3 separate regions of the Homo sapiens genome follow, and regions 2 and 3 are each linked to region 1. A link is a loop called in an ENCODE intact Hi-C map of the cell type or tissue named here. Cell type or tissue: endothelial cell of umbilical vein. All regions are shown on one strand. Region 1 has its middle 62 kb from the start of TLR5. Region 2 overlaps MIA3 (MIA SH3 domain ER export factor 3). Region 3 holds the start of FAM177B (family with sequence similarity 177 member B).

What was found. A loop is a pair of places that touch in the nucleus more often than their neighbours do. Peaks named below come from ENCODE experiments on the same cell type or tissue, not always from the same donor. Only the 100,000 strongest peaks of a DNase experiment are listed, where the experiment ranks them.
Region 2: it touches region 1 in a loop (8-fold over the local background); 12 of 110 quality-filtered maps call a loop at or near these places.
Region 3: a loop joins it to region 1, with 22 times the contacts of the local background. A loop is called at or near these places in 77 of 110 quality-filtered maps.

The regions. Positions count from the first base shown.
Region 1 is chr1:223,077,632-223,085,631 of GRCh38, reverse strand. No RefSeq gene overlaps it. Among named protein-coding and RNA genes, the nearest start is that of TLR5, 62 kb to the left of the region's middle. RefSeq lists an enhancer at 6,506-7,019. In endothelial cell of umbilical vein, a CTCF peak has its summit at 4,058; a DNase peak (open chromatin) is centred at 4,241; H3K4me3 peaks cover 170 bases; H3K27me3 peaks cover 140 bases.
Region 2 is chr1:222,641,092-222,649,091 of GRCh38, reverse strand. MIA3 (MIA SH3 domain ER export factor 3) reads right to left here. Exons shown (of 28, transcript NM_198551.4): 7 at 3,407-3,538; 8 at 242-263. It also overlaps the pseudogene LOC107985098. Among named protein-coding and RNA genes, the nearest start is that of MIA3, 27 kb to the right of the region's middle. RefSeq lists enhancers at 4,356-4,435, 4,036-4,911, 4,506-5,115, 5,186-5,305, 4,912-5,789. In endothelial cell of umbilical vein, no CTCF peak of the experiment used is centred here; a DNase peak (open chromatin) is centred at 4,851; H3K4me3 peaks cover 1,479 bases; H3K27ac peaks cover 1,678 bases.
Region 3 is chr1:222,733,527-222,741,526 of GRCh38, reverse strand. BROX (BRO1 domain and CAAX motif containing) reads right to left here. Exons shown (of 13, transcript NM_144695.4): 13 at 6,340-8,000. It overlaps FAM177B (family with sequence similarity 177 member B), which reads right to left and starts at 4,325. Exons shown (of 6, transcript NM_001394345.1): 1 at 4,205-4,325; 2 at 3,506-3,623. RefSeq lists a silencer at 2,563-2,612 and an enhancer at 4,542-5,083. In endothelial cell of umbilical vein, no CTCF peak of the experiment used is centred here; no DNase peak of the experiment used is centred here.

The DNA of each region.
Region 1 (8,000 bases):
ACATTCCCAATGATGTGAGTGTGTCGGGGGCTGGTTCTCTCTCCCAGCAAGCCAACAGCAGGGCTCCCCCTGACCTGGTTTGAATACGGGCACTGACAAAGACTCTTGCGTTTGACCAAACCTTTAGGCTCCTCTGAGTCCTCTGCTCAACTAGGTATGACTTTGGGCTTCACGCTCTGTCTTTGTAGAATCCAGTTTGAGCAAGAATCCTATTGTCAGTTTAGCAACAATTCCCCACCCTTGGAATCTAATCACCCTGGGTATCTTCTCAGCCTGGCCTGCCTGCAGCAAGAATTCTGTTGTCAGTCTAGCAAAAATGCCTCCTCTTAGTAATTTTCCATCCACGGACACCCACTCTGCTCCTGGGCTATGAATCCTCACTTGTCCCTGTTGGACTCAGTTGAGTTCAGTCTCTCTCCCCACTGCAAGACCCCACTGCAGTGGTCCCGAGAGCTACTGTGATTCCCCCAGTGAATAGAGTCTGCCTTACCATCTATAACAAGTATCACGAATAATTTTTTCTTTGACAGCACCCCAAAGTCACGGGGTCCTCTGAGGCCAGAGCATTCAGCAGCACCAAATCCCAATGTAGCAAGGGGCCATAATCATTATCATTGGTTTCTGGCCCACTGGATTTTATAATCACGGGACCCAAGTTCAAAGTCCAGCTCCTGGCAAGAGCTGATCTCCTGGAACAGCCTCAAAGAGGCCCCTCCCCAGCACTCTCCCCACTGCCCTTCCCTACCTTTGAAACATCTTCTGGCCTCAGATCTCCTCTGCATCCTCAGTTCATGATGTGGCCCTGCTCCAGCCCTGGATTCTTTCCAAATTCTCCCTCCACCTAGACCAGCTGCTTGTCCTCCCAGAAGGGCCCTGACTAAAAGCCTGCAGCGTCAGGTCTGGGGGTTGTGAACCTGTTGTTCCCTAATCTCCCGTTACAATCCATCTCGAACACATTGTCCCTGAAGCCATTATCATCCATTTCAAACAGAATTTATTAAGTGGGAAGAGACGCTCTGAGACTCTCAGGCAAATTCCATTTCTTTGGCGTCGAAAGAAAACAGCCACTCGGAGCAGCCTGGTTTCCATCCACTACAGTGCCAAATGCCTCCGCCTTCTTTCCTGAGGGCCTAAGGTCAGAGAGAGCAGCAGAAGGCCTTGTCAAACTCGGGCCCTTCTAGTAACTTCCAAAGCCTCCAGGGGTGTGGCCAACGTTGTTGAGAACGGGAATATCTGCAGAGGACCTTAGGGTGAGCCTCTCCAAAACTGAGGAAGTACAATGTATGGGGCACGCCTTTTGTCTCCATTCTAGCCCTTCCACAGGTACAGGGGGAGCCTTGGGTGTGGGCGACCCCGACGCTGTGCTAAGGCTGGCATAAGGGAACGTGATGGGCATCCCAAGCAGCCTTCAGTTTACAGGCGTGCTCCAAGCGCCTGCTGTGCACGATGTGGTGTATTAGGCACCATGGGGGTGAGGCTGGGGAAAAACAAACCTCAGACTATACACGTGCACCAGCATCAACTGGAGAAGACAAACATACGCGCCACAGTTAATTAGCCCTACAAAACAGCACCGGCTAATGAAGTGGCGCTGGAAATAATGTGTGTGATATATTTACTGTAATTTAGTTTGTTTTCTGCCAGAATAACGCAAGCTCAGACGTGCCAGGAAGAAGGACGTGAGTTAGTCCTGGAAGGGTAAGAAAGATTTAGATCCACTGGGGCTCCCCCTGGCCCTTCCGTAGTGCCGGACGTCCTCACGTTGCCCCTGACCCAACACATATCTCACTCCAGTCTAAGGATTAGTAATGTACTCCTTGCTAACGCTTTCCCAAGGAGATGGAAGAAAGTTTTTCTCACAACCGAAACAGCAAAAGCTTACCCCAAACCCCTTTCCACTACATGCTCTGACCTCTCTGCTCCCACAGCAATGGGCTCATCCACCCCCAACACCCCCGAGACCTCCTCCTCATGTTCTCCAAACTTCCAAGCCATCTTTCACTTCGAAATCCCATTCCCTTTAGCATTCCATCGGTTCAGCAGTGGCTGGCCAGGCCAGAACCAGGTATTGTGGGTGGAATTGTGTCTACTACAAAAGTCATTTGCTGACGTCCCATGTTCCTTAGAATAGCACCTCATTTGAAGATAAGGCTTTAGAAAGGTAATCAAGTTAAAATGAGGCCATTACTCATCCAAAATGAATAGTGTCCTTATAAAAAAGAGAAACGTGGAGACAGCCACACACACAGAATGATGCATGAAGACACATGAAGATGGTCGACTACCAGCCAAGCAGAGGGGCCTGCAACAGATTCTCCCTCACAGCCCACAAAACGAATCAACCTGCCAACATCTAGATCTCGGACTTGCAGCCTCCAGAATTGTGAGGCCACAGGTTTCTGCTGTGTAAGCCTCCCGGTCTGTAAGACTTTGTTACAGCTGCTGTAGGAAGCTAACACACCCCTCCAGGAGCCCCTGGCTGTGTACAGGAAGCTTCGACTCACATGCTAAGGTGTGAGGGGGGCATGGCAGGTGCTCCGGGAAGGGGAAGCAGCAAAAGCAAAGGCGCGAAAGCAGGATATTCAGGGAGGCCAGCAGCCTGGCTCTGGGGAGGAGTTTGTGATGAGGAGCATAAGGTAACAAGGTGGCCAGGCCAGGTCAAGTACAAACAGGGCTAGATGCTGAATTTACGTGTGACATGCATTGCAATATTCATTTCTTCTTTGTTCCACAGAGACTGCAGGCAGCAGGGTAGCCTTTCCAGGTGCTATAAAGAGTCATTTCTCTGGGACCCAGACTTCAGTCTGAGTATCTTCGCAGCAGATGTGTCCTGTGGGTGGTACCACTTGGTGTCACACCCTCCATCCCATGCCTGCAGCTCCTTCTACAGCACTCAGCTCTGTGCACATCTTGGCATTATCTGGGTCTGCCTCTCTCTGTTTTCCCTGTGGCCTGGTGTCCCTCTGCGGGTGCCCAGTCACACACCTGCACGGGGGGAGGGCCACACACCGTGGACAGCAGTGGAAAGAGCACTGGGCTTAAAGTCAAGGGACTGGGCTGAAGGAGTTCGGGAAGTGCCACCCAAACACGGTATGCCAGCTACCTTGAACCGAAGGCACTGGGCAGCACAGGATGCAGGCGGAGGCTTGCTCTGAGCTGCCTTTGTCTGCCTAAAGACGGACCCTCCAAAGGGACCTCAATTATCATGAATCCCCCTCCCCAGGAAATTCATGAGCCAGGGGAGACTCGCATCACAGCAGAGGGGACTGAAGGTTGATGCCATGCCCAGGCCAACTTTGTCATAGGCTACCCATATTCTCCCAAGGGCCCATTCATCTTTCCCCAAATCATTCATTCTCCCCATGGCACCTCCATCCCCTCTCCTGCCTCCGCGGTGAGTCAGGCGCATAAGCTTCTAGGTCTCTCATTGGTTTGGAGATATTCACTTTTCTTTCCCATGATGCATCCATGTGCATAATAAATGTGGTCACCCTTCCTCCTGCTAATCCGCCTGCTGTCAGTTTATTCCATAGACTCCATTATGGAGCACTCAGAGGGTAAGGTTTCCCCTCTTCCACGGAGCCTTGCTGAGCCTCAGTTTCCCTATGAGGCAGGCATACTTCACCATCTCCTTTCAGGCTGGATATTCATTCTAAGGCCACACATGAATATGAGAATATTCAGGCCTTTTAGGTAGAATATTCTAAGAATCTTAAACGATGGTACCTCTTAGTGGAAGCAGTATTCTGACAAACCAATGGGGCAGGGAGGGTGGGAAATGGTGTTTTATGGTCACTCTGGGACCCCAGGCAAGGTAATCCTAATGGAAGCTCAGGCTTTTGGGGCGGGCTTTTTTTTTTCCTGTCTACGAATGGAAACATGAAGCAGATTTCGCAGTATCTCCCAGGGAACTGGACAGTCTACTTTGGGGCCGGCGCAGAAGAGATGACCCCTGACCACCTCCCGGTGTGCTGGCTGCGGCTGGACCCGAGGGCGCGTCCTCCCGAGCCTCTGCGGCTACTCTTCTCGCCGCCCCCAGGTGGTGCTGCAGGACCACAGCCTCGAGGCTCCTCCGCCCCAGGTGCCCGCCCGGCAGCCCCAGACCTGCCTGGATTTACTCCCTTCAGCGGGAGGAGACACCAAGAGGCCGACGCGTAAATTCCAGGCCTGGCCTTCTTCCAGCGCTCCAAAACCTTCTGGAGCCTTCTCAATCAATAGACTCAAAGGCTTTTAGCGTGTCCCTGCCACTTGACGTCAGAGGTGACACGGGTCTGTGAGCCTGGCTGCTGGAATTCACACTCAGCCAACACCCAGCTCGGGGCTGTTCCCCTTGAGCCTGTCCCAGTGCCCGGAGGGGCCTCTTTCCCTCATTCCTCCCCTTCTAGAAACCCTAGACACAGCGCCAACACCACACCCGGAGGCGCCGGCCTCAGGGGAGAAACCACAGTATACACACACCACACATACTATGTGTACACACACTACACAGTGGACACCCACCACACGCACAATACACATGCACGACACCCTGCACACACGTGCCACAGGTCAGCCTGGAAGCACGATCACAGAATGGGAGTCCTGTGGTGAAATCCTCGCTGATCTAGAAACAGCTGCACGGCCGCCCTTCCCGGGGAGAGTCCCAGGTCCTCAGAAGAGCCCCAAGTTGCAGCCCGGCCCATGCCTACCTGCAGCCCTGCAGCAGCAACACACCTGGAGGCAGAGAGAACTTTGGAATATGCTAGAAAGCCAGTAAGCGCACATCTCCTCAGAGCTTTGCTACTTTTGTCAAGAGTTCCATGCTACTTTATGAGGTAATGGAAAGACAAGGTTAAAGCTGATTGAGCTCAAGCTACATCTTTTACATGTTAAGGGCCCTCATTGGACCCTGACCCTGGCTACTCATGAGGGAGACTTTTCCTCCCTCTCCTGTGGGCCTGTGTGAGCCAGGCATGGAGCTTTGCCTGGGCACTGGTCCTTCCCCCCCAGGGCTGTGAGGGCAGGATCCATGGCCCTGGCAGAGTGAGGCTGGGGCCGGCATTGGAGCCTGAGGGGCAGGAGACCCCAGAGAGTTCCTCCGGAGCAGCACAGGGTGGGCATTGGGGTCAGAGCCTGTGGCCTTCAAACCTGGTTGCTCACACTACTGCTTCTCAGTACAGCCAAGGTGGTGCACGAATCCAAGAGAAAAGGTGAACGGAGAAGCCCGGTCCTGTGGGCCAACCCCAGGGAATGCGCTTCTTGGAGAACTGGGAGGCCTGAGCCCTGTCCTGTGGCTGGGGACAGTCCAATCTGTGATGCAGTAGATGCTGGGGGCCTCACGGAGGGCTCTGAGCTGAGGGTCCTTTCCACCCCCAGCCCAACCTCAGGGCCAAGAAAAGAAGGTGCTCAGTGACCCCGCACGAGCTCTTTCCCGGGTGCGCGAATTTCATGCAGTTATATTAAAATAGAAATACTCAAAGCCGCTTGGACCCAACTGACTAGCTGGGCATTAACATGGTGCCTAGGTAGGTAGGGCCTTCCTGGATTCCAGCTGTTGGACCCTTTTCTCAACAATGCTTACTTACACAAGCAACTAGGGATTGGCCCCCAAAATGAGGATTGCTGGGACTTGCAAATGATAATTGTCACCAAATAGGGTCTGGATAATTAGAATGAAGGATGATTAAAAGCGTGAGGAATCTTGGAAGTTTAAAGAGTCCAGCCTCTCCACGAGTGTAGGAATTCATTCTCATTCTCCCGGCAGGGATGATCCGGCCTCTGTGTGAACACTTCTAGGGACAGGGCACCCCCTTTTGGAAATCAGACCACTCCAGTATTAAAGAGTTTATTATTCACTCCTGCGTGGGCGTAAAATCTGCCTTCTGAGACTTTGGCCTGCGGGTCTGAATTCCACCTCTGAACCTCCAGAGAGGAGCCTTCCCCTCCCACTCAGCAGGTCACCCATGTCTCTGTCACTGACCACTGTCCACAAAGGGGCTGTTTAAGAGGGCAAGGGTGAGTTGGCAGCTACTTGGATCAAGGCGACCTGCCACACTCATTCTGGGGAAGTCACCAGAGTACATGGCCGAGGCTGGAAGGCAGATGTTTGAGTCTGTCAGAGTCTGTGCATTGACAGGATCCAAAAGCCTGGGGCAGCAGATGAGAGGTTCACAGCTGCTATGTACCCCTCCCCACGTGGAAAGGCAGACACAGGGGGACCCGTGGCCCTCACGTAGAATGCGTGGTCTCCAATGGTGGCCTTGGACCCCTCTTCCCCTGTGATCAGCCCCAGCAAGAAGCGAGGCTGTCCCCCTTCCCCCTGTGTCGAGCCATAGAAGGAGCAGCAGTCCTGGGCCCAGCCTTTAGCAGTCCTGGCAGTTTCCTCTTTCTCTTGGGAAAAGCCAGCGACCACACTGTAAAGCAGCGCTGATGAGTCTCCTGAACAGTGAGCACACATGTAGGGTAGAAGCTTCAACTCTCCTCTACCTGACCATCTTCAGTCATCATCCATGCCCCAGTTGTACCACGGCTGGTGCCAGCACAGCCCTGCAACCCTCCTGCTTCTGCTCAGGACTCCACTGCCTGCTGCTCCTAAGCCCCTCTGCTGGCTGCACTGCCCAAGCCGGAACCTGGCTGGGGGCCTCCCTCCTCCCTCTGGCCTCTTCTCCCCAGCCTGGAATGGCCCAAGCCCTGATGGAGGAATAAACGTTCCAGCAGCCAGAGCTGGAGAAACATCTGAACGAGGTCACAGATTGGCGTTGATGGATGGACCCCCAGGTTTCCTGAGGGCCTCATAATTTTTTTTTTTTTTTTGAGACAGTCTTGCTCTGTTGCCCAGGCTGGAGTGCAGTGGCGCCATCTCGGCTCACTGCAACCTCCACATCCCAGGTTCAAGCAATTCTCCTGCCTCAGCCTCCCAAGTAGCTGGGATTACAGGCACCTGCCACCACGCCCAGATAATTTTTGTATTTTTAATAGAGAGAAGGTTTCGCTGTGTTGGCCAGCCTGGTCTCAAACTCTCAACCTCAGGCGATCCACCCTCAGCCTCCCAAAGTGTGAGCCACACCTGAATTACAGGTGTGAGCCACCATGCCGGGCCTGAAGGCCTCATAAATATTGATTCCATTCCCTCTCTGTCCCTTGCAGCTCTGCTGAAGGATTAGCATGTTGTGGCGGCTTCCGGAGGAGGAAACGAGGGTAACGGAATGCATTGAAACCCAGAGTGCAGGGTCCCTATGCAGCATGGAGTGAGAGTCGGATGGTCGCCTCACTGTGCATGTCCCATCCCCTCCCCAGGGCAGCTACAGACATTACCTCATCTCTCTAAGAGTCTCTGGGACAGGAGGGGAACGTGGCTCTCCTTCCCCTGCTCCCCACACCCAGCCCCATGTGGCACCAGGAAGGCAGGCAGAGCCTGGCAAGGCAGAGCAGGCAGCCCAAGGGTGCTCACAGGACCGAGTAGAACCCACCCTCATATATGGCCCCAGAGAAAGGGTCCCCTGGAGCCCTAGCCAACCCCTGCCTCTTGGGGACGCGAGGTGGCCCTCTGGGGCTGAAGCCTGCTGCACCCTCCACCTCATGGCCAGGGCAAGGGTCCTGGACCCAGAGATCTGCCGGCCTCACTTCTGTTCCCCTGCTCCCTGGCCTTCGTGTCTGGCCTCACTGTGTGCCTGTGTGGCTCTCCCTGTCTGCCTCTGTAGCCTCCAAGGAGGACTGCTGGATTCATTTTGGTGTCTCAGAGCCTCTACTGCAGGCAATGCCTTTTATGTAATAGTTGTTCAATGAGTGAGAAGTTAAATGAAAGAATTAGAGCTTCATAGCGTGGAGTGATGGGGAAGGACCTTAACCTTGCCTAGAACCCAGAAGTTAGACTCCAGGCCGGAGGCCTCGCCACACCCAGCCCCACCATTCACAACTTGAGCCACAGACCCTGCGCGAGGCACAGGTACCGACAGATGGCCACGAGGGGCGCCACGACACTCATCCCCAGCTGCCCTCGGGTTGCACACTCAGGGTTGGGC
Region 2 (8,000 bases), 440 kb after region 1:
CTGCCCCAAATTAATGATCTTCTCCCTACTCCCACAATTCGTTCCTCCTCATCTCCCATCTCAGTTGGTAGCATCACCATTTACTCTATCATACAACCTGGCAACCTAGGAACAGTAAAGTTTTCAGAAGCTATAAGTCAGTCAGACATCAGAAGTTACTAAAACTACTTATATATAAAATCCATATCAAACACCAATACAGAGGGACTAGTACAAATAACAAAAAAGCCTAAAGATTTACCTTGATATACTCTATCCTTCACCTAGAAAAGAGAAATAAAATTAAATTTGATGTCAAACATTTTATTAATAGATGTATATAGTTTCTAATACAACTGTCAGAATTGTAACCAAATGAGAATTTAATAAAACTTTGGTTTAGCATAATGAATCCTCAAGATGAAAAAACTTAAAAAGGTTAAAAAGCATTTCAAATTTAACCAGTAGTGATATGTTGTGGTCTGACAGATAAAGCACTGAGGTAAATATCTTACTTTGCACAGCTAAAGATATGTTTATATATCTAAATGAGCACCAGTCTTACGAAATGAGCACTTAACTTGAATAACAGAAATGGCTAATATTTTTGTAATAAATATATTAACGTTTTATTTACTCAAAGTCACTTATTTGACAACTCCAAATAGCCAGAAAGAAATCTAAAAACAACGACTACTCAAAAAGACTCTGAGGAAACATAATTAAAGGTATGATCTTCGTACTAAGATACACACCTCTTTTGCTCTCCAGAAAACATCTCAGAAATCCTACTCAAAGTTGACTACTGGCTGAATTTAAAAATAATGCTATAAATACTAAGCTAGATTATGTGATTTTCCTAGACCACTAAAAACAGTGCTCATAAACCTGACAGGGAAGAGAAGACTACTAGAGGAAAATGCATAAGCAACAAGAGAAATGACAACTATCATCTTCCTGAAAGGGCACCCAAATCATCCCCCAAAGACAGCACTAAATTATAGGACAAGAAAATCTAAGCAGTAACTAATATTGTAAAAAGAATATTACTAAATTTCTTTGCAACCCAGAACATATTTTCCCTTTCAAATGTTATGTTGATGAGATACTAACACCAGTCCACAAATCATCCATAAGCTCAGTAAATATACTGTTTACATAATATACTGTATTACTGTATACAATAATTAATATACTGTATACATAATAATTCCAGTATCTAAATCTCACTTATAATACCATTGTTATAGGAATATGCATTCAGAAAATTCCAACATGGAAAGAAATTACTATCTCTCTAATGTCATGGCCTTGCTAATTCCTCTGCTCCATTTCACCCAAACTAACAGGCAAGCAGAGACCAAGGTTCCAAAAGTCAAGTGCTGAGGCTGAGGAACAGCAGTTAGGACACAGAGCCTATATAACTTTCTGAAAAACGAAAAAGGCGTTAGAATTTTTTTATTAACAAATAGGAGAAACAAGAGTGGGAAATGTAAAATGTTTTCAACTTTTCCCCTTCCATTTACCCTTTGATTCTCCCTTTTTATCTGAAGAAAAGCACCAGGAGGTTAGAGAAGGCCTCACAGGAAAAAAGACCCTTCTTTTTAAGTAATTTTACAATCAATTGTGAGAGAAAATTTATTAATGATGATATATGTGATATAATTATGAAATCAGAAAAAGAGTACTCAGTTTTAGAAAGATTTGCATCCAATAATTTTGGCCATTTTAACTGTGAAGTTTCAATACAAAGCTTTTCATCTGCAAAGCTCATTTACACAAATAATCTTCTCCCAATTATGTTAAATAACTATGCAGCTGAATGCTATATAGTATAATCATAAGGATGTACAAGTATGAGTATACACACTTATACAAACATGTTTAAGTCTGAAAGGCAAATTCTGCACAGAAGATAAAAAAATTAACGGTGTGTCTTTACACATGATATAATTTGCATTTCGAAATAAAAAGATATTTTCTGAGTAAAATAGTACATGATGAAATCAGAAAATCTGGAAAATACACATTTTTTAAAAACTGAAAACTTACCTCATCTCCTAGATATAAGAATTTTTATCATTTTATTGTATTTCCTTGCAGCATTTATTTTCTGTGTGTATGTTTATGTAATATACAGTTTATCTATACCTTAAAGTCTTGGTTTCTACTTTTTTTCTACTTCATGTTAAATTGTGAGTATTTGTTGTGCTCCTATGTCTTTGAATTATATAAAGCAGCCTAATATCCCATTATATGAACATACAATAATTTAACAATTTTCCCACTGTGAATCACAGTAGGTTGTGTCAAAGTTTTCACTCTAATAAATACTGTTCTACTGAATGCTCTCATGTAAGATATTTAAAACTTTTTTTTGAGACAGAGTCTCACTTTGTCGCCTAGGCTGGAGTGCAGTGGCATGATCTGCTTCCCCAGTTCAAGCGATTCTCCTGCCTCAGCCTCCCAAGTAGCTGGGATTACAGGCTCCTGCCACCACCCCCGGCTAAGTTTTGTATTTTTAGTAGAGATGGGGTTTTGTCTTGTTGGTCAGGCTGGTCTCAAACTCCTGGCCTTATGTGATCCACCCGCCTCCGCCTCCCAAAGTGCTGGTATTACAGGTGTGAGCCACCACGCCCGGCCATGTAAGATATTTAATGCATGATTGGTTATTTCTTTCTTTCTTTTTTTTTTTTTTTGAGATGGAGTCTCACTCTGTCACCCAGGCTGGAGTGCAGTGGCACATCTCAGCTCACTGCAGCCTCCGCCTCCCAGGTTCAAGCGATTCTCTGCCTCAGCATCCCGAGTAGCTGGGATTACAGGCATGTGCCACAACACCTGGCTAATTTTCGTATTTTTAGAAGAGATGGGGTTTCATCATGTTGGCTAAGCTGGTCTCGAACTCCTGGCCTCAAGTGATCCGCCTGCCTCGGACTCTCAAAGTGCTGGGATTACAGGTGTGAGCCACTGTGCCGGCTGACTGGTTATTTCTTTAGGATCGATTACTAGACATGACATTAATACAATATAAAAGGATATAACCATTTTTAAGGCTTATCATACACATCATGAAACTATTTTTCAGGATGGCTCTAAGAATTCCTAGTTCTACTAACAGTGTACATATGACCTATCTAATTCTTTCTTTTCATCCTTTGTGAGTTGAAATACAGACCCACCTAATTCTTAAAATTTAGACTTTGATATGAGACATATAAACTGAAGTTTTCCCACTGAGATTATACATGTTGTCTTATTCACTTAAGAATTTACCAACACAAAAATTATACTAAATTATTTTACAAGGTTAGCTTGAATTAAAAGCATTAATTTCTGTTCATATTAGAAACTGAAAAAGAAACAAAAGGACTGTGATTATAAAACCATACTTGAATTTATGAGTTAAAGTATGCATTAATTTACTCACAACAAGGACAGTTCTCCATAAGAAAATGGCAAACGAAGCAATTCCCAAGAAGGCAGTGATAAATACAGGTTTCCATGGCAGTCCATAAAAATCAGGCCCAGGCTGAACATCATCAGGCAATGTAGCAACTAGCTGAATGTTAGAAATAATGTTAGAAATAATGAGAAACCTTAAAGAAGCTTACCATAAAGCAGTCACAAAGACTCATTCACAGAAATTCTAAACCAACTCTATCAGATACCTATCCCCTCAAAAATCTTCAGTAGCTCTCACTGCTTTAAGAAAAACAGGATACTGGGAGTCTCATACTTATTGTTTGGCCTGTGGTGTTTTGAAGTACTATGACTCTAAATGTCTTTAGGTTGGGCATATATTTCTAGTTTCAATAGGCCCTGATACAATATGTTATCTAAAACATGGCTGGAATCTCTCTGCATCATACTTTTGTCTTGAATAAATTGGTTTTTATTGCTTAAAAAACCACATAAGACAAAAAACCTTTTATATACAAGTAACTAACTTTTTATGGCTGCAAATAAAACCAATATGATGATAATGAATATCACAAATAACGTTTTATTCCTCTAAGATTTAAAATCTTAAATCGACTTACATAAACAAAGAACAAATGCTGACTAAGTTCGGATAGCTCCTGATAACTGATCTAGATAAACCGCTTTGAATTTAGTGCCTTAATTCTAAATGTTTCCTTGAAAACAGTGCATTAAACACCTGTCTGCTCTATGCTGTTTCCACAGCCCTTTACAAGTACACTATCACACTGGTCCCATCCCACAACAGAGCCGGGGGTTATGCAGAAAAGACCTGTAGGTTCTCTGTGTTTTGATCATGACTTCACACCAGAACATAAAGTGCTGTCACTTCGTAAGTACTCAATAAAAAAAAAAAAAAGAGTGACGAAACCTTCTCAAACACACTCCCACCTGCCTCCCTAAACAGCATAGAAACGTCTTGCTTTCCTCGGATCTGACACACTCCATTTCTCCTTTGCACAGACAATCAGTGCACCCACTCTGCTTAGAACTCATCCACCCGCCTGTGACAGCTTGGGTCCCTCCCCGGGAATCGGGACTGTCACCTCCAGCAGCTTGGCTATGAAGGCTGCGTAGAGCACAGACAAGGGTCCCACAAGTTCCGGGTCCCCCGGGGTAGCGGCGATAGAAGGCACAGTGGCAGGTACTGAGTCCATTGTGTAGAACAGCTGAACGCAAGCGACAATTCCCTGCGGAATGGCACTGGGCCCCCTGTTTTTCAGAGCTTCCTCCTCCGGAAAGGCCCCAATTCAGGGGGCGGACTCTGGGATTGAACTTCGCCTTCCACAGCTGCCTGCACTTTCGCTTTATGCCGCCTATAAAACACGTCATCAGCCACTGCCCCTGGCGCACCTCAAGGCACCAAAGGAGCCGGCCGGCGAGGGCGGGGCCAGAGCGGACGGAACCAACTATCGAGGGGACGGGAGAGAAGAGCGAATAGGGCTAGAGCGGAAGAATCCCAGTAAAAAGAGGCGGAAGTGACTGGCGCTTTCGCCAGGAACCGGCGACTTAAAGAGCCCCAGAGTAATGAGGCCAGGGATTTACCTGGAGGAGGATTGTGGGCGGCAGCTGGGGAAAAGGAGAAAAGCAGGTCTCTCGTGCCGGCCCGGAGCTGGCCCTTCCTGTCACAGCGTGGAAGGACCACCGCTCAGATGGGGCGCCACTGCAGTGCGCGGCCTTTCTTCCTTGCCCACTCAGTCCTCTGCTTACTGTTCCGCCTCCAGACCTCCATTGCGCTCGCTGTCTCACATTCTTGCCGACACTCTATTAAAAAGTCTTACCCAGGAGTCATGTCATCGTGTCACCCCCATGCACATGGGTTGAGTTATGGGTCCCACTTTTTTTTTTAGATGGTGGCTGCGGGGAAGGGGAGGGAGTCTCCCTATGTTGCCCAGGCTGGACTCGAACTCCGGGGCTCAAGCCATCTAAGAAGCTGGGACTACAAGTGTCCGGCCACATCTTAAGGTTATATGACTTGTGGAAAAGGACAAGGATAATGAATAGTATGGAAATCACGTTCCAAAAGTTGAAGAAACCGGGGACATTTAATCTGTGGGGAAAAAATGGTATCTGTAGATAAAAAATACCATTTTTAGACCTTTAAAGGTCTCTCTTCGAGTTGAATATAAAGTCAACTCAGAGGAACAATCAAGCAAGAACAAGCAGGAAAACCCTGAGAAAGAAGAGCAGTGAAGGGTGTGGTACAAGAGGAGGGCAGGATCTGTAATAACAGTATGGTACTGGCCCAAGGATGCAGACCGACCACGGGGCAGAATAAAAAATCCAGAAATAGACCCAACTGCACTGGAAATTTGCGATACAGCAAGGCAGCTGGTTAACAGACTTTTTAATAAGTGGTATTACATATCTAGATAACAATATGGAAAATGATAAAACTGGATCTTTTTCTCATTGTTCATAAATTCCAAGTTAATCAGAAACCTGAATGTAAAAAATGAAAACAAACAAGTTGAAAAAATTGAGTGACTGTCTCTATGTATTATGTGAGTGGGCAAGACCTTCCTAATTATGTATCAAAATCCAAAAGCAACAAAGGAAAATATTCGTAAATTTGATTACTGGAAAACCAAAAAAACTTGCCCAACCCCATCCAAAAAAATTGCAAAATAATCAAACTTTGGCAATGGTAACCTAAGAAAAAATATTTGTAACATATTATGAAGGATTAATATTCCTAAAATATAAAGTGCTTTACAAATAAGAAGATAGCCGCTAGCAAACCTATAGAAAAATGGGCTGAGGTAATGAACAGATCCCAGGAAAAGAAATGCAAATAATTTAAAAACATATGGAAACATGCTCTGCCTCACTCATGATACAAGAAATACAAAATGAACCTACAATGAAATATGATTTCTCACTTATCTTGGCAAGATCCAAACATTTGACAACACACTCTGTAGGTGAGAGAATGTGGAGGAAGCAGGCACTCTCATGCTATGCTGATCTTTATATAAAATCATACAACCCCTATGATTTGGCAACGTCTCCTGAAATAACTTGTGTATTTACCTACTGACTCAACAATCCTACTTCTAAAGATCTATCTCAAAGATACTGGGGATATAACAACAAATGCTGAAAAAATATATGCACAAAACTATATTATTCCAGCATTACTTATAACAAAAGACTAGAAACAACCAAAATGGCCATGAATGAAAGACATATTAAATACAACAAAGTATACTGTGAAGCTATAAAAGAAAATAATTTTATATACTGCTAGGGTATGCTGTCAGAATACATTTTTTTTAAAAGGTAGAGAAAAGTAGAGACTACTACTTTTATCTAAGAAAGTTAGGATTTTTTTTCTTTACAGCTTTGAGGGAAATATGACATTCAATAAGTTATATGTATTTAAAGTGCACAGTTTGATCAGTTTTGCATATGAATACGCCTGTGAAACCATCATCACAACCAACATAGTGAACCTCCCAAAGTCTCCTTATTCCCTTGGTAATCTGCCCCTTTTCATCCCTCCCTGCCCCTGAAGCAGAATGTCTGTCATAATACATTAGTTTGCATTTCCTAAAGTTTTATATGTATGTAATAATGCACGATTATATTTTCTCTGGCTTCTCTCATTCAGCATAATTTGAAATTCACCCACATTGCTGCACATATCTATAATGGTTCTTTTTTTAATTGCTGAGTAGCATTTCATTGTATGGGTATGCCATAATCTGTTTATCTGTCATCTATAGATAGATATTTGATTTTTTCCAGTTTTAGGCTTTTATAAATAAAACTTCCAAGACTATCACAGAGATGAATCTGCCGCAGCTAGAAATGCTCAAGAACCAGCTGGACCAGGAAATGGAGTTCTTGTCCACCTCCATTGCCCAGCTCAAAGTGGTACAGACCAAGTATGTAGAAGCCAAGGACTGTCTGAACATGCTGAGCGAGAACAATGAGGGAAGAGAATTACTCCTCCCACTGACGAGTTTAATATATGTCCCTGAGAAGCTGCATGATGTGGAACATGTGCTCATTGATGTAGGAACTGGGTACTATGTAGATAAGATAGCCGAGGATGCCAAGGACTTCTTGAAGAGGAAGACAGACTTCCTAACCAAGCAGATAGAGAAAATCCACCAGCTCTCCAGGAGCACACCATGCTGTCATGGAAATGATGAGCCAGACGATTCAGCAGCCCAGAGCCCTGGGGGCAGCTCAGGCTACTGCTAAGACCTGAAGAATCTGTTGCAGAAATGGGGCAGAGGGATACCCCTTGGGCATGGCTTCCTGGTGCCAGGGAAGGGAAGGGTCTTATATTTAATGCCAGTAAATGTGCCAGCTGGGCAGAAAAAATAAACTGTCAAAAACATTGACCTACAAGTCTTTCTATGCATGTATAATTTATTTTCACTTGGGTAAATGTGTCTCAGGTAAATGTTTAGGAGAAGAATGGCTGGATCATATGACCAGTGTAGGTTTACCTTCTTAAGAAACTGACAAGCTGTTTTTCAAGATAGCTGTACCACTTCACATCCCCATCAGCAGTGTATGATACTTCC
Region 3 (8,000 bases), 340 kb after region 1:
TTCAATATCCAGCTAAACAATAAGTGGGAGTAATGTAATGATATATTCAGACCTACAAAAACTGAGCATTAACCATTCCTGCATCTTTATTGAAAGATTAATAATAGGAAATTCTATGTCAAGAAGAAGAAAACTAAACCCAGAGGTAAGAAAAAGTAAGATGTCCCAGGCATGGTGGCTCATGCCTATAATCCCAGCACTTTGGGAGGGCAAGGCTGGTGGATCACTTGAGGCCAGGAGTTCAATATCATCCTGGCCAACATGGCGAAAACCCGTCTATACTAAAAAAAATACAAAAAAATTAGCCGGACTTGGTGGCATGTGCCTGTAGTCGCAGCTACTCAGGAGTCTGAGGTGGGAGGATCGCTTGAACCCAGGAGGTGGAGGTTGCAGTGAGTTGAGATTGCACCACTGCCCTCCAGCCTGGGTGACAGATTAAGACTGTCTCAAAAAAAAAAAAAAAAAAAAAGAAAACAAAAAGTAAGATGCAATAAATATAAGTAAAAACATTAGTAAACAGGATAACAAACCCGGGCGCGGTGGCTCACACCTGTAATCCCTGCACTTTGGGAGACTGAGACGGGCAGATCGCGAGGTCAGGAGATCAAGACCATCCTGGCTAACACGGTGAAACCCCGTCCCTACTAAATATACAAAAAATTAGCTGGGCATAGTGGTGGGCGCCTGTAGTCCCAGCTACTCGGGAGGCTGAGGCGGGAGAATGGCATGAACCCGGGAGGCCGAGCTTGCAGTGAGCTGAGATCGTGCCACTGCACTCCAGCCTGGGTGACAGAGCGAGACTCTGTCTCAAGAAACAAAACAAAACAAAAACCAAAAACACTATTTTGGTGGGGACAGTATAAAGACAAAACAGTATTAAGTATTAGATAATAACAAAAAATATGAGCTGACAGAATTCTAAGTATTGTTTTGGGATAGGCTGGATAAGATACGTTGTGAAGTATGCATATTAACAATTGAAAGGTAACTAGACAAATAATGGAATTAGAATGTATAGCTTCAAAACCAGCAGAAGAAAATAAAAAAGAACAGAAACACTGTGAAAGAAGGCAAGAGAGAGGAAACAGTAAGGAAAAATCATGATCAAAAGAAACACTAAACAAAATATTAGCATTAATTCCAAGTTAAGTCAATAATCATAATAAATGCAAATGGACTGTCAGTCATCCATTAAAATGAAGACTAGAAGATCGAATTTTAAAAATATTTTATGGGCAATGCAAACATGATTGAATATACACACATATATATTCATATATGCATATGCTTATATATATAAAAATAAATCACCAAATCTTATTGCTACAGTGCTGAGTTTAATGCCTTTGTCAAAGGTCAGAGTTGCAAAAGATCTGCCAAAGGTTACATTTGTCATCCACAGCAAGGTGATGTGGTATCTGCCCTGTTTGGGGACCTCTGAATGGTACACATGGTTTCCCCTGACTTAGTAATGGTGTATCACAGAAAAGCCTCAGTAAGAAGTAGGAAGAGGTATTATCATTTAGTTTCTGATGCTAAATAGCAGCAAAAAATACCCATTTTAATTTGGTATGTAAGACCAACAATATGTTAAGCATAATACTATTGCACAAATAAATACTATCAGTGCCATAGGAAACAAAACACATTCTGCAACAACAAGCAAAATAAAACATTTTCAAAAAGAAACTTACATAATTCCTCTGTATTTTTCTTTCATTAATTAGTGATGTTTGGTGTTGAAAGTAGTACAAATTTTGATGTTAGAAATTGTTCAATAGATGATAAATTTAAGAGTTAAGGGTTCTGTAGGCTGAGGCCATACAGTGCACTTGGATATGCTGACGTGGAAGTGTTCTCTTGCGTGTCTTACAGGGTGGAACATGTTTGAGTTGTGGGAAGGTCTATATTTATACATCCAATATTAGCTAAGCCCAGTGGCTCTCAAAATTATTTTGTTATGAGAATCATCTGGGGGTCTTTTAAATAATTTCAAAGACAGGCCACACCTAAGACCACTTAAATCACAATCTCTGTGGGTAGAACTCAGGCACTAGTATATTTTGAAGCTGCCCAGGTCATCCCAATGTTCAGGCAAGTTTGGGGACCAGTGCCCTAAAGAGAGTGAGAAAAGAAGAAACTTTGAAACTGAAACAGAGACTTGTGATTTAGGGATTTGGTGTATTGCAGAAAGCTTAAACATCAGGCTAGTTGTAAGACATCTTGTCTATTTTTTTTCCAAGAGGCTTTCTTGCTTTCTACTTTCTAAACACTTCTTCACACTGCCCCAAGCTAAAAAGCTTAAATATCAAAAGTTTAAAAATAAGGCCTAATAGTCTCATTATAGTCAATTTACTCCTCTTAAGACTGTCCAAATTCATACATTTCCAAACCAAATGAAACATACGCACACCCTCATCCCCTGTACACCTGGCTTGCCTCTATTATCTTACAGACTGATGATATCTGTTGGCTCTCTGAAGAAAATACCAGTCTTCGTTCTTTATGATTATGGTGTTGTGCATTAATAGCCATATACATCTTTAAGTTCAGAGGGCTCTTTGGGAGGTTGGAGGGGAGTGGAGAGAGAGACCGTGAATGAGCACAAGAGTGAGCACTAGCTAGCTCACAGTTGGTTTACTGAATGTTTTTCTGCCACCTAATGGGCATTTTAGAATATGCTATGCAAAATTCATCTTTGTAATCGGTACATGTCACACAGAGGGGTCTCAATAGTGAACAGTTTGGAATCAACTTATTTACAAAAACCTTGGGAACATTGCCAGCTTCACACCTAGATGTCGGTATTTTGTAAGTGATCTTCTTTTGGCTTTGGTTTAATTTTTTTTTTCTTTTTTTTGAGACACGGTCTTGCTTTTGCCCAGGCTGGAGTGGTGCAGTGGTGCAACCTCGACCTCCCACAGGCACGTGCCACACGCCCAGCCTTTTTTTTTTTTTTTTTGCAGTTTTTGTAGAGACGGAGTCTCCCTATATTGCCCAGGCTGGTCTTGAACTTCTGGACTCAAGCGATCCTCCTGCCTCAGCCTCCCAAAGTGCTGGGATTACAGGCATGAGCCACTGCGCCCGGCTCAGTTTAATTCTTGGGAGCACCTCTACCTTTTGTTTCTTAAAAACCCCAAATACAGACTATGAAGGATAGTTCCTAAGTATATAATGTAATTAACAGGCCATATAATCTCTCTGACCTTTTAAATATTGTATTACCCCAGGGCTCAGTGATTGGACCTCTTCTCTTTCCTATCTGCTTTCTTGATGATCTCCTTTGGCCCTGTGGCTTTCAATACTATCCACACACAGATGATTGTAACATTTATATTCTCCAGGTCAGACTTTTTCCCTGAGTCTCACAGATCCAACTACCTGCTTGACATCTCTTCTTAGTTGTCTAATGGACATCTCAATCCTAATTTGTCTAAATCTTTGCTCATGCTTTCAGTGCAACTCTCCCTCCATCCCCCCAACACACACATACTCACACATTTACCTCTACTCTTCTGGCAGCCTTCTCATCTCAATAAATGGCAACTCTGTTCTTCCAGTTGCTCAGGCCAACAACACTAAAGTCATTCTTGGTTCTTCTTTAATCACACCTCACATCAAATCTGCCAGGAAATTGTCTTGGATATTTCTGGAATCATACTTTTCATTACTCCACTGCTACCACCCTGGTCTATCATCTCTCACCCTTGCCGTCGTCTCTCACCTAGATTATTGCAGCAGCCTCCTAATTGGCCCCCTCCAGTCTACGCTCGAAAAGGAGCCAGAATTGTTAAATCCTAAGTGAGACCATGTCATGTCTTTGCTTAAAACTCTCCAGTGGGTTCCCGTCTCACCTAGAGTAAAAGCCAAACTCCTCATAATGGCCTACAAGGCTGTATACCTAACCCCTACGAGCTTTCTGACGCCATCTTGTACTACTCTCCCACCACTGACATCACTCTAACCCCACGGGCCTTCTTCCTGCAATTCCCTGACCACACAGGTCCGCCCTCTCTCTCTGCAGAGAGCTCTCTGCTGGCTGCTCTATTAGTCTTTCTTTCCTTAGACTGTTTCCTTGCTCATTTCCAGTCTTTAACTCAAATGGAGACTACACTGAGCTCCGCTTTCAAGGCAACCTCCCATTGCCTTCACCACCACCCTCTGCATCTTACCTCCTGTTTCATTTTTTCTCCTTAGCACTTACCAACACTGAACACTCCATATTCCACCTGTCTCTGTCTTCCCTTTCCTCCCTGTCCTGCCCCTTGGCAGAGGGGGAGGGTTTTACCTGTTATGTTCACTGCTGTATCTTCTGCCCCTATGATGCCTTACACGTAGCTGGAACTCAGTATTTGTTTAACAAATGAATCATACATTTAGTTAAGGTTAATGGGTGGGAGGAGTTATATAACAGATTGGAAAAATAAGAACAGACTTGTAACTGTCTTTATTTCCTGCTTTAGAAATTACTATCTTCATTTAATATTTTTCTGATTACATCTATCTACTAATCATTTCAATTAGCTCCTTCACTGAAACACAGCATTGTAATCTGTACCAAGAAAATAACACACTAGTTCTACATCTTGGCATTTAACTTCAATAAGTAAATATACTATTTTAAGTATGTAACACTTAAACATTTTCTAGAGCTCTTTCCATTTTCATTTATCTAGAAAATGTTTTCAAATGGACTGTTAAAATTCAGCTAAGAACTGATGTTGGGTCATTACGCTGGAGCTAATTAGCATTGCTTGCCTGGAGCTGCTGGTCCCCCTTCCTGCTTCCACCTTTCCTTTTTTCTGAGGTGGTTGAAAGGTCAAACCCCTGGTGAGAGGAGAGAACCAAAGCCCCACTGCGTGCCTCAGATGCAGAGTTTCACAGCGTGGTATTCACTGGGTATTCACCGACATTTCTCTAGGCCCCTTCACCTGAAGGAACTGGCCTGCTCCAATCAGTGACTTGCAGTGTGTGTGTCAGGGGCAAGGATAGAGTGAGGAAAAATGTGAAATAACAAATCACTGCCGCTCCTTGAGAATTACAGGAGCATCACCTGGCAGGATTTTTGTATCCTTATTTTCAGTATTAAACCACATACATGCACCCCACTGCCTGCATGCCTGTCCATGCCTGTCCCACTGTGGTGTTTCACAGCATTTTTTACATCATGGCAGATAGAGAAAATTAGTTGTTTGGAATTCTGGAGGCGACCAGCCTGGGAGCTCCAGCCACCTTAAGTGCTGCCCAGCTAGACACCCAGAAGGCTTCGATCAATAGCTTGAGACAAACTACTTGAGAAGCTCTGCATTAGAGAAGCAAATTCAAGTCTTGACATTTTCTCAGGGGAGTGCTCTGAAAGTGACTATATAAGCTTCTACCGACCTCAAGCAAATCACAGGCATTAGATACATTAAATTGCTGAAGTGATAGCTCTGGCTTTTTGGATATGCACAATCAAATATAGTTTTCTGTTTTATAATTTGTCAACTCCCCTTCCAGATTAACTATTTTGATCCCTTTATTACTATAACATTCTTAAATATTTAAATTTTAAGCAAATTATTCAAATGTCAAATAAAATCTTTAGATACAAACTTATGGTAACCCAAAGTGACATTCCAAGTTTATTTTACACACATTAAGAGATAAGAAACCCAGTATTTTCTAAAGCATGAGTACTCTAATTCTGAAAGAATTCTGAATATGGTATTATTTCTGCATGCATTTATACAACGCTAAAAGTGCTGCCTCAAGTTTGCAAGGAATAGAGTTTTCTACAGATTATTGTACAGCGATAATGATACACTCTTTAGCTTAGCGTACCATAGTACAAATACTGTATCATGTTGGCTATTACTAAGCACGAGACATAAACAGGCCAATCAAAATCCTTTGAGATTAAGAAGTGATAGGTGCCAATAAACATAAGTAGAAACTGAACAAGGAGCGTTGAATATTTAATGAACCCATGAAGCATAAAACAATTGATGCAAATGTTTGTCATTTTATTTTTTTTGAGACAGGGCCTCACTGTGTCGCCCAGGCTGGAGTGCAGTGGCATGACTGTGGTTCACTGCACGTGCCACCATACCCAGCTAATTTTTTATTTTTTACAGAGACAGGGTTTCACCACGTTGTCCAGGCTGGTCTCAACTCCTGGGCTCAAGCAATCTTCCTGCCCAAGCCTCCTAAAATGCTAGGATTATAGGCGTAAGCCACCATGCCTGGTTATCTGTCATTTTAAAACATTACTGTGAAGAATAATTTTGCACTGTTTTAACTGCTACTGGCTTAGTAAGTATAAAAATATTTGTCGAAAAACAAAAGATCTCAATGAAATTGTAAGTAAAATTACTTTTATTTTCATAAATAAAAAGACAACCCATTATACACTTTTAGTTGAAGTAACATGTTAGTTGTCACTGCCTAGTATGAAATCCATGTAATAGTTAACAAACAGTTACACCTCTCTATAACCTTCATGCAACTTCTATACATTTGATAATTCCCCAAAATTTCCAACATTTCAAAAAACATTATATATAATGGGATACTTTAGTCACAAAGTGTCACCTTTGCTGAGTCAACAAAATATTTATATGCTCATGTCAAAGATGCCTACTGATGTAAAGTAATACCAGTATTGCTGCATTTTACAGAAGCACTGAGCATATTACATTTTCCATTTCGTATATGGTAGTATCATCCCCAAAAATGTCAATGTGAAAATTTAGTAAGTAGATTAATAAGCACAAGTACCTAAAAGAAACAGGTCCCACAGCCACAGAGTAGAGAGCTGGCATCAAGTACTGTTTAAAGTTTTGTCAGTAAGTGGCACACAACAAACAGACAAGTGATTCTGTAATAAAGACAACATAAAATACAGGGAGATTTAATAAGTGTTTTTTCCATAGATATTGAAATAAAATTAAATGTCTGTTTAGTTATTACTCCACTTATTCTGGAAACTGCAGCTTCCAATATCAATATTATACTGCAAGCAGTATTTAGTACTTCTGTATGTTAAGAAAAAAACCTCACTGAATTTATGTACCTTTTTTTAAGGAGTGTAAACTATGATATATGATTTAAGTAATCACTTATTTGAATGCAATATTGATTCAGATAGGCATAATCTATTCATTTTTCATAATGAAATGTATATTCCTATTTCAACACTTTATGCAGATTTTACTTATTTCTTACAGGGCTGCTGTGTGGATTCAATGGCTTATCTATGTAAGTGTCCAGCACAGTATCTGGCACATAGTAAGCTTTTAGTGTATGCTACTTATTTATATTAAGTGAGTCAATCTGTCACTTATAATAGAAAAACTATCTAATGCCTCAGGAGAATAATCAAAAGATAAACCTACAGATGTGTGACTTCTGTTAAAGTATTATGCATCCACTATTTCCCAAATTACTAAACTAATTGTTTAAAATGTTACAATCTATTTTTAAGATCATATTTGTTCTCTATGTTTTTGCTATGGCCTTTGGCCTAAACCAATACAATTCTGACAGGACATTATCAGAAAACCACATAAAAACAATGTACACTGAAATCAGGTAACAAAGGCATCTTACTATAACTTCTTTAATAAAGAAGTAGAGAGTTACCAGTGTAATTCAGGACAACCTACTCATTTAAGTTTAAAGTTTTTTCTTTACATCATGCAATATTTGACTTCAAAAAACATTTTCCATTCTGTCTTCTCTTATATATAAACATTAAGAGCTATTACAAAGTTCTTTCCTCTAAGTAAAAAACCCACTAGAAAAAGATATTTGTAAAAATCATTGCAGGGTTACTGATACTGAATGAAGCACAGGGGTACTGGAACAGGGATAAGTTCTTGGATAAGGTGCCAACATACCTATAAAAGCTGATTTTTGAGTAAATTATTGATTCTAACATATGTAATGGATTTGGTGTGATAATTTTCTGATCTTTAACTATAAGTGACTTTTTATTCTCCACCAGAAAAGATAAATGA